Regions from separate parts of the Mus musculus genome. Here region 1 is linked to region 2. A link is a loop called in an ENCODE intact Hi-C map of the cell type or tissue named here. Cell type or tissue: left cerebral cortex. All regions are shown on one strand. Links, peaks and the distances in the headings refer to the core of each region. The heading gives the core; the rest is flanking DNA. Region 1 holds the start of Plekhb1 (pleckstrin homology domain containing, family B (evectins) member 1). Region 2 has its middle 5.8 kb from the start of Dnajb13.

What was found. Hi-C counts contacts between places; a loop is a spot of excess contacts. Peaks named below come from ENCODE experiments on the same cell type or tissue, not always from the same donor. Only the 100,000 strongest peaks of a DNase experiment are listed, where the experiment ranks them.
Region 1: a loop joins it to region 2, with 3 times the contacts of the local background. A loop is called at or near these places in 15 of 42 quality-filtered maps.

Annotation. Positions count from the first base shown.
Region 1 is chr7:100,660,573-100,665,948 of GRCm38, reverse strand. Plekhb1 (pleckstrin homology domain containing, family B (evectins) member 1) reads left to right here and starts at 3,555. Exons shown (of 9, transcript NM_013746.3): 1 at 3,555-3,791; 2 at 3,957-4,030. The coding sequence starts at 4,013. In left cerebral cortex, for the core only: a CTCF peak has its summit at 2,481; DNase peaks (open chromatin) are centred at 351, 1,832 and 2,497; H3K4me3 peaks cover 245 bases; H3K27ac peaks cover 1,078 bases.
Region 2 is chr7:100,517,896-100,523,271 of GRCm38, reverse strand. No RefSeq gene overlaps it. Among named protein-coding and RNA genes, the nearest start is that of Dnajb13, 5.8 kb to the right of the region's middle. In left cerebral cortex, for the core only: a CTCF peak has its summit at 2,437 (motif pointing left); a DNase peak (open chromatin) is centred at 2,404.

The DNA of each region.
Region 1 (5,376 bases), core at 60-5,059, 140 kb before region 2:
GGATGTGGGGCATGGAGAGACGGCACAGCAGTTAAGAGCACTTGTTGTGCCAGGCAGTGGGAGGCAGAGGCAGGCAGATTTCTGAGTTCGAGGCCAGCCTGGTCTACAAAGTGAGTTAGTTCCAGGACAGCCAAGGCTACACAGAGAAACCCTGTCTAGAACCCCCCCACCAAAAAAAAAACCCCAACCAACCAACCAACCAAACAAACAAAAAAAACAACCCCCAAACCAAACCAACCAACCAAACAAACAAACAAAGTACTTGTTGCTCTTCCAGAGAATCTGGGTTCAGTTTCCAGCACCCACGTGATAGCTCAACCATCTGTAACTCCAGTTCCAGGCATCCAACACCCTTTTCTGGCCTCCTCAGGCACCATATGGTACACAGACAAGCATGCAGGCAAAGCTCCCATACATATAAAATAAAAATTATTAAATCTTAAAAAAAAACCAAGAAAAAAGAAGTAGGGTTGGAGAGGTAGCTGAGATAGGAGCCCTGGCTGCTCTTTCAGAGGATCCATGTCAATTCTAACACCTACACGGCAGCTCACAATCATGTGCCACTCAAGTTCTGGAGAATCTGCTGACCTCTTCCAGTCTCCCTGAGCACCAGGCACACACGTGGTGCCAGATATATATGCAGGGAAAAATCCATACACATAAGTAATACATTTTTAAAAGATTGATTCATTTATTTTATGTATGTGGGTACACTGTAGCTGTCTTCAGACATACCAGAAGAAGTCATTGGATCCCACTGCAGATGGTTGTGAGCCACCATGTGGTTGCTGGGAATTGAACTCAGGAAGAACAGATAGTGCTCTTAACCCCTGAGCCATCTCTTCAGCTTTGATAAGTAATACTTTTGTAATTAAAAACAAACAAACAAATACTCAATGAATTTCCAGAGTTTATATTTAAAAGGTGTTCCTCTCTCCCTGGGGAAAGTCTGCTTTTGCTTTTTTTTATCTATCTATCTATCTATCTATCTATCTATCTATTTATTTATTTTTGAGCTGGTTTTGCTCTATAGTCCAGGCTGATCTTCCTGCCTCAGCTACCCAACTGGTTACATTACAGGCATGCCCACAACCTGTTAGCTCACCTTTTATTAACTTCTTGGAGCCAGTCATTGTCCAGGGACACATACCAAATCTGGCTGTATTTAAATTCAGTATTGGTGCTGGGTAGTGGTGGTGCATGCCTTTAATCCAAGAACTCGGGAGACAGAGGCAGACGGATCTCTGAGTTTGAGGCTAGCTTGGTCTTCAGAGTGAGTTCCAAGACAGTCAGGGCTACACAGAGAAACCCTGTCTGGAGAAAAGCAAAGTACAGACCCAACCAACCAACCAAACAATTCAGTATCTAGATCTGTGGTTTTGGTTTTCCCAGCTTCCTTCTTTTCCCTGTCTCTGCATCCTTCTTTATGAGGCTGATGGAGAATCTTTTCATTGAAGTTTGCACTGCTGTTGGAGAATCTTCCCTTTTCTTCTGGTTGCTAAATCCGGAGAGTGTAATCTGGGAGATGTTTGCACCGCCCCTCCCCCACCCCTCTGAGGAAGATGCTTAGCTGCCCATCTAAGGAGGGGAGGAGGAAGAACCAGAGAGGATTCTGGCGGGAGGTGGCAGGACCAAGGTTCAGACTCTGAGGCCAGCTTGCTTGGTTGTTTCCTCTCTCCTCCCTTCTCTCCCTGGCTTCCTTCAGTCCTTCTGCAATCAGCCTCCTGGATCCTCTCTGCTTCGCCCATATAGAAATCGTGGTTGACAAGGAGATACTCTCAAATGCTGGTCTCTGGCAGCTCTGAGTGTAGACAGGTGGGTGAGGCAGTAGGCGGGACCCTCTAGTGTCACAGTCTTGGATGCCTCTGGAATTGGGACACTTAGCCCTGTAAGTGTGACAGCATTAGTGAAGACTTAGGAAGTCAGGATTCCTCAGTCTATGGCTGCGACTGGCATTTCAGCTTTCAGGCAGACCTACTCACAAGGAATCCTCAGCCCTTGGTGGCGGTCAGCGTTACAGCTGACCGGCCCTAAAGACTTATTGGCTCCTTCCGCGACCGGGGCTAGTCTCAGTTCTCCTAGCTCTCTTGCCATCTCTCTGCCTCTGTCACCCTTCTTTCTGTCCTGACAGCTTTTCTTTAACTGTTAAGCACCTTGTCACCTTGCCACCTTCATGGCCAGTCTGTCAGTGCCACTCTTCTGTCCCTGCCGCTTCTTCTATCAGTTACCAGCTGACATGTACCACAGTAGGTAAGAAATTGCCCGGAGAAGCTTTCTATTAGGCCTAATGAGCAACACCAGAGAAGGAAGGTGTCTTTGGTGACTAAATGAGGCTGAGCAACCCACTTATACAGTCAGCGGCCTCGTGTTGGACCCATCTCCTCCTGACCGCTTTAATGCCAGTCACAGGCACGGAGGGAGGTTTGCTTTTGGAACAATCGATGCTTTGCTTCTGGAGAACAGTTACAGCAGTCCCTCTCTAGGCCACTAGAGGACGCGTGTCCCTCTCTAGTAGATGGAGACAGCTGGTCGCAGCCGGTTCACCTAGAGTTCACCAAGCCTAGTAATCCAAACCGCTGGAAACAGCCCAGGCTGAAGCTGCTTTCCGGAGTTGGCGTCATCAGCTGTTATCCTGCGCATCCCCGTGGCTGTTTGACTTAAAAGCCTTTTTTTTTTTTTCCTCAAGGTAACCAGAGCAGCAAAGGAGAATCTTCAGAGCTGCTAATGAGGGAGTCAGATCACCCTGCCCCCAAACCTCTGCGTATGTGCAGGAAAATGAACTTCAGGAGTATCTAGATGAGAATTTAACTGATCATTATCAACATAATAGCGACTATAGAAGTATTTTAGCGGCTTAACCTGCCAATATTCTCGGGAGAGATAGCTCCCTGTCTCCCTTCCTTCCTTCCCGTTCCTTTCCACTCTTCCCTCCTCCCTTCAACTTCCTTCTCTTTTTCTTCCATCTGTCTATTTCTTTTTTTGTTTTTGTTTTGTTTGTTTGTTTGTTTGTTTTTTGTTTTTCGAGACAGGGTTTCTCTTTATAGCCCTGGCTGTCCTGGAACTCACTTTGTAGACCAGGCTGGCCTCGAACTCAGAAATCCGCCTGCCTCTGCCTCCCGAGTGCTGGGATTAAAGGCATGTGCCACCACGCCCGGCTCTTGTTTTGTTTTTTGAGACAGGGTTTCTCTGTGTAGCCCTGGCTGTCCTGGAACTCACTCTGTAGACCAGGCTGGCCTCAAACTCAAATCCGCCTGCCTCTGCCTCCCAAGTGCTGGGGTTAAAGGCGTGCGCCACCACTGCCCGGCATCTGTCTCTTTCTCTCCTTCCTCCCATCCCGGTTATAGAAAGGAGAAAAATTAGTCAAAATTGGGTAGGGTTGAGACTTTCCAGAGACCAGAGAATGAGTTAAAGGCACAGAGATGAAAAACAGCGTAGTTTGAAAGATGCGGTTGCTGGGGCTGCTAAGAGGGGATGAGCTACTGGCTAATAGGATCTGTTGTGCTAAATCCCCCAGAGCACGCACAGCACGAAAGGGCTGAAGCACTGGGGTGGCTCTGGGTCAAGATTAAAGAGACCGGGGAGCCAAGAAGGGAGACTTAAGGAGCCAGGCCGCACAGCCACGACTGGGGAGATGGAGATGGACACAGCCTGCTAGGCCTCAGAATGAAAACTTAGCCCTGCCCTAAACTGGGCCAGAGAACCTGCCTTGCCCCATCTCCAGTCTCCTTTATTCCACCCTCCTCCCTACCCTATCTTGGAGACCTGGATCAACACCACCTCGGAATCACCAGGTGACTTGGCCAAAAACAGAAGGACAGAGGAGATCTCAGCCAGGAAAGCCCGGGAGGGGGCTGGAAAAGAGGGTGACTTTCTTTAGGACTGGTGCGGTCCCTCCCTACCTCTCCCTTCAGCGCCTGCTTGGTAGCTCTTTCCTGATCCCTTTATCTCTAAGGCAGAGTCAAGCCCCACTTCTGGAACCTTCTTGGGGATGCAGCTCTGACCATCAGGAACCATGAGCCCGGCAACCCCGGTAAGGACGAGTTTCTGGGGTAGGAAGAAGTAAGGGGGGGGCTTCCCAAATAGGTAATGCCCTGGTCTCTGGGATTCTCTGCTCCTGCAGAGGTGGGGAATGGACTGAGCTAGTCAAAGTAGCGACTGTGGAGGGTCGGATCCAGGGGACAGGACCATGTAACCCGCTAATCATATGACCTAACCCCCTGTTTTGACCGTATTTCCCCCAGGCAGTCACTATACACACGGTCCACTGCCTCCCAGTCCTTGTTCTAGCCTGGTACCCTCTGCAGCGCTATCCCTTGCCAACCCACATCTTCTCCCCAACCCCTCATTCATCTTCTAAGCCTACTAAAGACCTGGACTTTCCAGCAGTGCTTATGTGAGGTTCTTTGATCCACACTGGGGAAATGTTACTTCCCCTTCACGACCCCTCAGCTTCCTTGGGGAAGCCTTTCTGAACCCCTTGGGCAAAGAGCGACTTCCTCCTGGGTAAGCCACACTCTTTGCATTGGCTACTTTCACCTCCAGTCTCCTCCAGTAGACTGGTAGCTAGAGTTGTATTGGGAGGGCTCCATGCTGCGTTATAGCACTGTGGTGCTTTACAGAGCTAGAGAACGCTAACATCCGAAACCGGGATGGAGCCTGGCTTCTCTCTGCACTCTGTGTGTGTGTGTGTGTGTGTGTGTGTGTGTGTGTGTGTGTGTGTTGTGATGTGTAGTTTGTTTGAAGAGTTGTTTGTGAAGTGGTAGTGAGGAATCTAATATATAGCCCAGTCTGGCTTTACTATGTAGCCAAGGCTAGTCTGTGATTTCCCAGTCCTGCTGTGTCAGCCTCCCAAATATGGTCCACCCCACTCTGTTTTTTTTTTTTTTTCCTACTCAGGCATAATTTCCACTTATTTTTGTTTCCAGAGAGTATTATTTTCTTCAGTCTGTAAAGGACTTGGGTTCTTTACATAGGACTAGCCTTGGGGTGGGGGGGGGGATACGGCTACAGGGCTGGGACAAGGATGTTCAGTCTGTTGGGGTTCATGTAAGTGTTTCCTTTCTAGTTGTTCACTGAGAAGGAATAGAGCTTCATATACAATTTGGAAGCACAAAGTTGCTGAATAGGATCAGAAATGTCTCTGGCAACTGTGGGTGTGGCCACTCTTACATTTTGAATAACAAACTTTTGTTATTGTTGGTTTGTTTGGTTTTTTTGAGACAGCATTTCTCTATGTAGCCCTAGCTGGCTATATAGGAACTGACTCTGTAGAACAGGCTGGCTTTGAACTCATAGATCCACCTGCCTCCGCCTCCTGAGTGCTGGGATTAAAGGCATGCACTACCATGCCTAGCTTATTTTTTTTCTTTTCTTAAT
Region 2 (5,376 bases), core at 155-5,154:
TGCTGCATCCATGGTTCTAGGGTCTTACCTTTCATTGAAAAATTAATAAAATGTTCCTCAGAGGAAAAGTTATATATTCAGAACCGTATGCATACAACTTAGAGATGCAGAGAGACCCAGTCTATTGGTGCCCCCCACCCCCACCTCAGGAGCTGACCCTGTGCTGAGCCATGCACAACACCAATGGGGTTTCAGACTACCTGTGTCCTATAGAGCAGCGCTGACCAGTCAGAGGTGCTGGAAGCACACCCTGTGATGGCCCCTCTCTTACTCTTGTGGTCAATAAATCTCTCTGACTCAAGCTCGGCATGGTGGTGTACAGCTGTGTTCCCAGTACTCTGGAAGCTGAAGCGAGAAGGTCAGAAGTTCAAGACCTCTTCAGCAACAGGGTGAGTCTGCAACCAGCTTGAATGTAAGAGCCCATCTGAAAACCCATCCCCCCACAACTCCCTAGATTAATGAAGGTTAACAGTAGGGTTTTGTTTTCAAATTTTCTTTTTGAGGATTTATTTATTTATATTAGATATATTTATTTTATGTACAATGTGAGCACACTGTCTCTGTCTTCAGCACACCAGAAGAGGGCATTGGATTCCATTACAGATGGTTGTGAGCCACCATGTGGTGCGGTTGTTGGGAATTGAACTCCGGACCTCTGGAAGAGCATTCAGTGCTCTTAATCATCTCTCCAGACCCTGAAGGTTTATTTTTATCTCTCTCTCTCTCTCTCTCTCTCTCTCTCTCTCTGTGTGTGTGTGTGTGTGTGTGTGTGTGTGTGTGTGTGTACGTACATGTATGCCATTGTTGTGGGTGCCTGTAGAGGCCAGGAGAGGGCGCTGGATTCCCTGGAGCTGAAATTACAGGCATCTGTGAGTTGCTCAACATGGCCTTTGGTAAAATACCAAGTGTTCTTAACCAATGAGACATCTCTGCAGTCCCCAGAGTAACACTTTTTGAAATTAAAGAATACTAGACTTCCTTTGAGCTGTGAATTCTTGGTCCAGGTTGCCCTATGGGAGAATCAGATTTGCACACGCTGTTGAGACAATCTGGTGTGATGTTATCACTTTCAAACCCCTGATCCCTTAGAAAGAAGTGATAGTAAAGAGGATGGACCCTGACTCGTGGTGAGGTGACACTCCAGTCAGCCGTCCTTCTACCGTAGTCATCCGGCAGGTCCTCACAGAGCCAGCACTTAATCCCTGAGCCATCTCTAGCTCTCCAGCACTTGTGTTTTATTTACTTATTTTGTTTTTGATACAGGCTCTATCTGCACAGCCCTGGCTGCCCTGGATCTTCCTTTGTAGCCCAGGCTAACCTTCGAACTCACAGAGAACCACTTGCCTCTGCCTCCCAAGTACTGGAATCCATGCTAGGATTAAAAGTGTGCACCGCTATCACCATCGCCTGGCTCCATGCTCTCAAACAAAATAATGCCAAGCAATTTTTATGCCTTTTAAACTGTATAAATATTAACTTATCAGTACAAAAGCAAAATGAATTCACATTTGACCAAACTGGGTTTGTTTTAACAAACATACAAACAAACAAGCAAAAACTACTAGGTGCAAAGCGCTATGTAAATCTGAGATCTCACTGCCAACTTTAAGGTATCAACTTAAAGATGTTATCAAATTAAAAACAAAACAGGAAACAAGATGAAGGTGACATTGGCCTGATCAATGTGCGCACACATACACACACACACACACACACACACACACACCCCTTTAAAAATTATGTATCTTTAGTGAGGCTATGCCAGTGCCTGGCAAATACAGAAGTGGATGCTCACAGTCATCTATTGGATGGAACACAGGGCCCCCAATGGAGGAGCTAGAGAAAGTACCCAAGGAGCTGAAGGGGTCTGCAACCCTATAGGTGGAACAACAATATAAACTAACCAGTACTCCCAGAGCTCGTGTCTCCAGCTGCATATGTAGCTGGGAAGAGAGGCCCCTAAGTCTTGCAAACTTTATATGCCCCAGTACAGGGGAACACCAGGGCCAAGAAGTGGGAGTGGGTGGGTTGTGGGGCAGGGTGGGGGGGAGGGTATAGGGAGCTTTCGGGATAGTATTTGAAATGTAAATAAAGAAAATATCTAATAAAAATTTTAAAATTATGTATCTTTAAAATATGTGTGTGTCACGTGATATGTGTGTGGCATAGATTCCCCTGGAGCTATGTTACAGGCAAGAGTGAGCTGGCTAATTGTGGGTGATGGGAATCAAACTCAGGTCCTCTGCAAGAACAGCAAATGCTCTTCATCACTGGGTCTGCTCTCCGTACCCACACCACTATGTTTTCTAGAGTTTTCTAGAGCTGATGTCCTGGTTGTGACCGCTCTGATTCTCTGTTGTCCATCTTGTCTGCTGTAAAGCAAAGCAGCTCAGTTTTCGGCAAAGACGCCTTCCCCGGTTCTCCAGCGCCCCCTTGTGACGTCCAGTGAGAAGTGCCTGGATCTCTCACTGCCCGCCAAAGTCCTCACCATGGATAAAGGCTTCTTTGTGTATATACATTTTGTATTCTATTTTAAATTATTTCAATCATGTGTAAAATTTACAAGAATCATACAAAATGTGGTGTGAACCTCCTTTTTTAAGGTTTATTTATTTATTATATGTAAGTACACTGTAGCTGTCTTCAGACACCCCAGAACAGATTCAGTTATCATTACAGATGGTTGTGAGCCACCACGTGGTTGCTGGGATTTGAACTCAGGGCCTTCAGAAGAGCAGTCGGTGCTCTTAACCACTGAGCCATCTCTCCAGCCCTGGTGTGCACCTCTTATCGCAGCTGTTGGAGCACAGAGGCAGGGGGTAAACAACCTGGTCTTATCTCATAGCAAGTTCCAGTGAATCCATAAAAAGGTGGGGAGTCGTTTCATCAAGACGTCTCAGTGAGCAAGGGAACTTGCTGCCAAGCTTGATGATAAGGGTTGGTCCTTAGAGCTCAGGTGACATTCAAGAGAACCAGTCTCTGCGTGTTTACACACGCATGCACACACAGAGAAAGGGTGGGGGGTGGGGAGAGGTGGTTCAGTGGGTAAAGTGCTTGCTCCACAAACATGAGGTACAGAGTTTAGATCCTGGGAATCATGATCCCGGGAATCATGTAAAAAGCTGAGCATGAATGACAGTGAGGTGTGCCTGAAAGCTTGTTGCTAGAAGGTAGAAACAGGAGAATCTTTGGGGCTTGCTGGTCAACCAGTCTAGCCAATCCATGATCCAGGTTCAGTGAGAGACACTGCCTCAAAAAATAAGATGAAGAGCAAAGGAGAAAGATACCCAACATTGACTTCAATATTGACTTCTGGCCTTCATATGCACGTACAACTGTGCAGGGACCCATGTTGCACACAGGCACACGCGCGCGCACACACACACACACACACACACACACACACACACACACTGTAGTGGCTATTCCTGGTTGTCAACTTGACAATATTTGGAATGAACTACAATCCGGAATTGGAAGGCTCACCAGTGACCCTTATCTGGAGGCTTGGAGATCCTTATCTGGATCTTGGTTTGAAGATCTTGAGCCATAGTGGCTATGGATTCCAGAAGATTGAATCTCCGAGTTTAAGGAACACACCTTTAATCTGGGCTACACCTTCTGCTGGAGACAATATAAGGACATTGGAAGAAGGGAGTCTAGCTCTTGCTATTGCTCCTTCGCCTGCTTGCTGCGTGAGACTGAGTAACTGCTAGATCCTTGGACTTCCATTCACAGCTGCGACTGAACAATTGTTGGGAATTGGGCTGCCGACTGTAAGTCATCAATAAATTCCTTTACTATTTAGAGACTATCCATAAGTTCTGTGACTCTAGAGAACCCTGACTAATACACACACACACACACACACACACCAGTACAAAAGAGTCCTGTATGTTCCTGTTCAGTTGTTATAATTCTGTACACACAGTTTGTATATGCTGTATGTTTTTCCTGGCCCATTTTAGTGTAATGCATAAACACTCCACCCTGTCATTCTAAAATACTCCAGGATGCTTTTGCTAAAGTGAAAGTCATTCTCCTGCCTCATCACTATGCAGCTATGAGAACAAGGCAATCACCATTGTTTCTGTCCTGTTACCCAGTCTGCAGGCTGCATTCTGTTATCCTAGCAACGCCTTTCCTAGCCACCCTGTCCTCGGTGGCCCAGGATCTGATCCAGGAGCATGGAGCACATTACAGTGCTTTTTCTCGGACGGAGTTTCCCAGCTTTTCCTTGTCTTTCATGAGCCTGATGAGTTCGGAACAGAATCCAATTGGAGTTATGCTCTTGGGTTGGGTTTATCTGTTATTTCCTCATTCGATTTAGGTTTCACATTGGACAAGAATAACACAGAAGCTATTTTTGTCCTTAGAACCTCATACTGGGAGCCACAGGACTCAGATTATCCGATAACTGATGATATCCATCTACAACTACATACTACGCTAACAACACAGGAAGAGACTAACCCAAGGGAAAAAGCAGTCCAGAGTTCCCGACCATGCCCCTGTGTCTGTGTTGGCAGAGACCTTTACTATGGAGGCGTCATGGGGAGTCTGGGCACTTCTGGGAGCCAAAGCTGGAGTTGCAAGTATGGCAGGAGCCTGAACCTTGGTTTGAGTCTTTGTATTGTCCTTGGGCTGAAAGATCCTATTATCCCAAGCTTGGGGTGAACACTGTAAACAAATCAGTTGAGCTTACAGTTGGTCTCCTTTGGAGCCTTGTGCTTAAACTCAGTAGGCTTTACTAAGGCCTTGCTATATCCTCAAGAGTGCACTCGTGACCTTGGTCATGGTTTCTGTGACTTCTTTAGGTCCTGTGATTCTTGGCAAAATGTATGTTCCTTAGGAGATTGCTATCTGTTCTCTTAGGAGACTCATCTCTGTCCTCGTGGCTGGGAATTTTTGCATGTCTGTTGCATGCGTGTATAAGGGTGTGCTTTCCCATGTGTGCTCAGGTGGAAACCAGGAAGTGCAGGTTTCCCATATGGCCAGTGAACCCCAGGACACACCTGCCTCTGCCTGCCAGCACTGAGGTTACACTTCCACCTCACTTTTACATGGTGCTGGGAATCCAAGCTCAAGCCCCCATCTTGCCTGTTTGAGCCAGACTCTTGTGTAGCACAGGGTGGTCTCAAACTCACTGTGTTGACATCAGGAATGGGTGGGAAGGTCAAGCTCACATGCTGACATTGCCGATGAAAATGAGAACAACTGCATCAGGCTACCTCACAGCTGAGTGATAGGCCCTCTGTGAACGTCACTGCTCAAGAGACTTGTCTGTACAGGATATCATTTATATAAAATTTAAAGTATGAAAGGGCAGGTGTGTTAGAAGTGATCAGAACGAGCCAGTTGTAGTTGTCTGTCAAA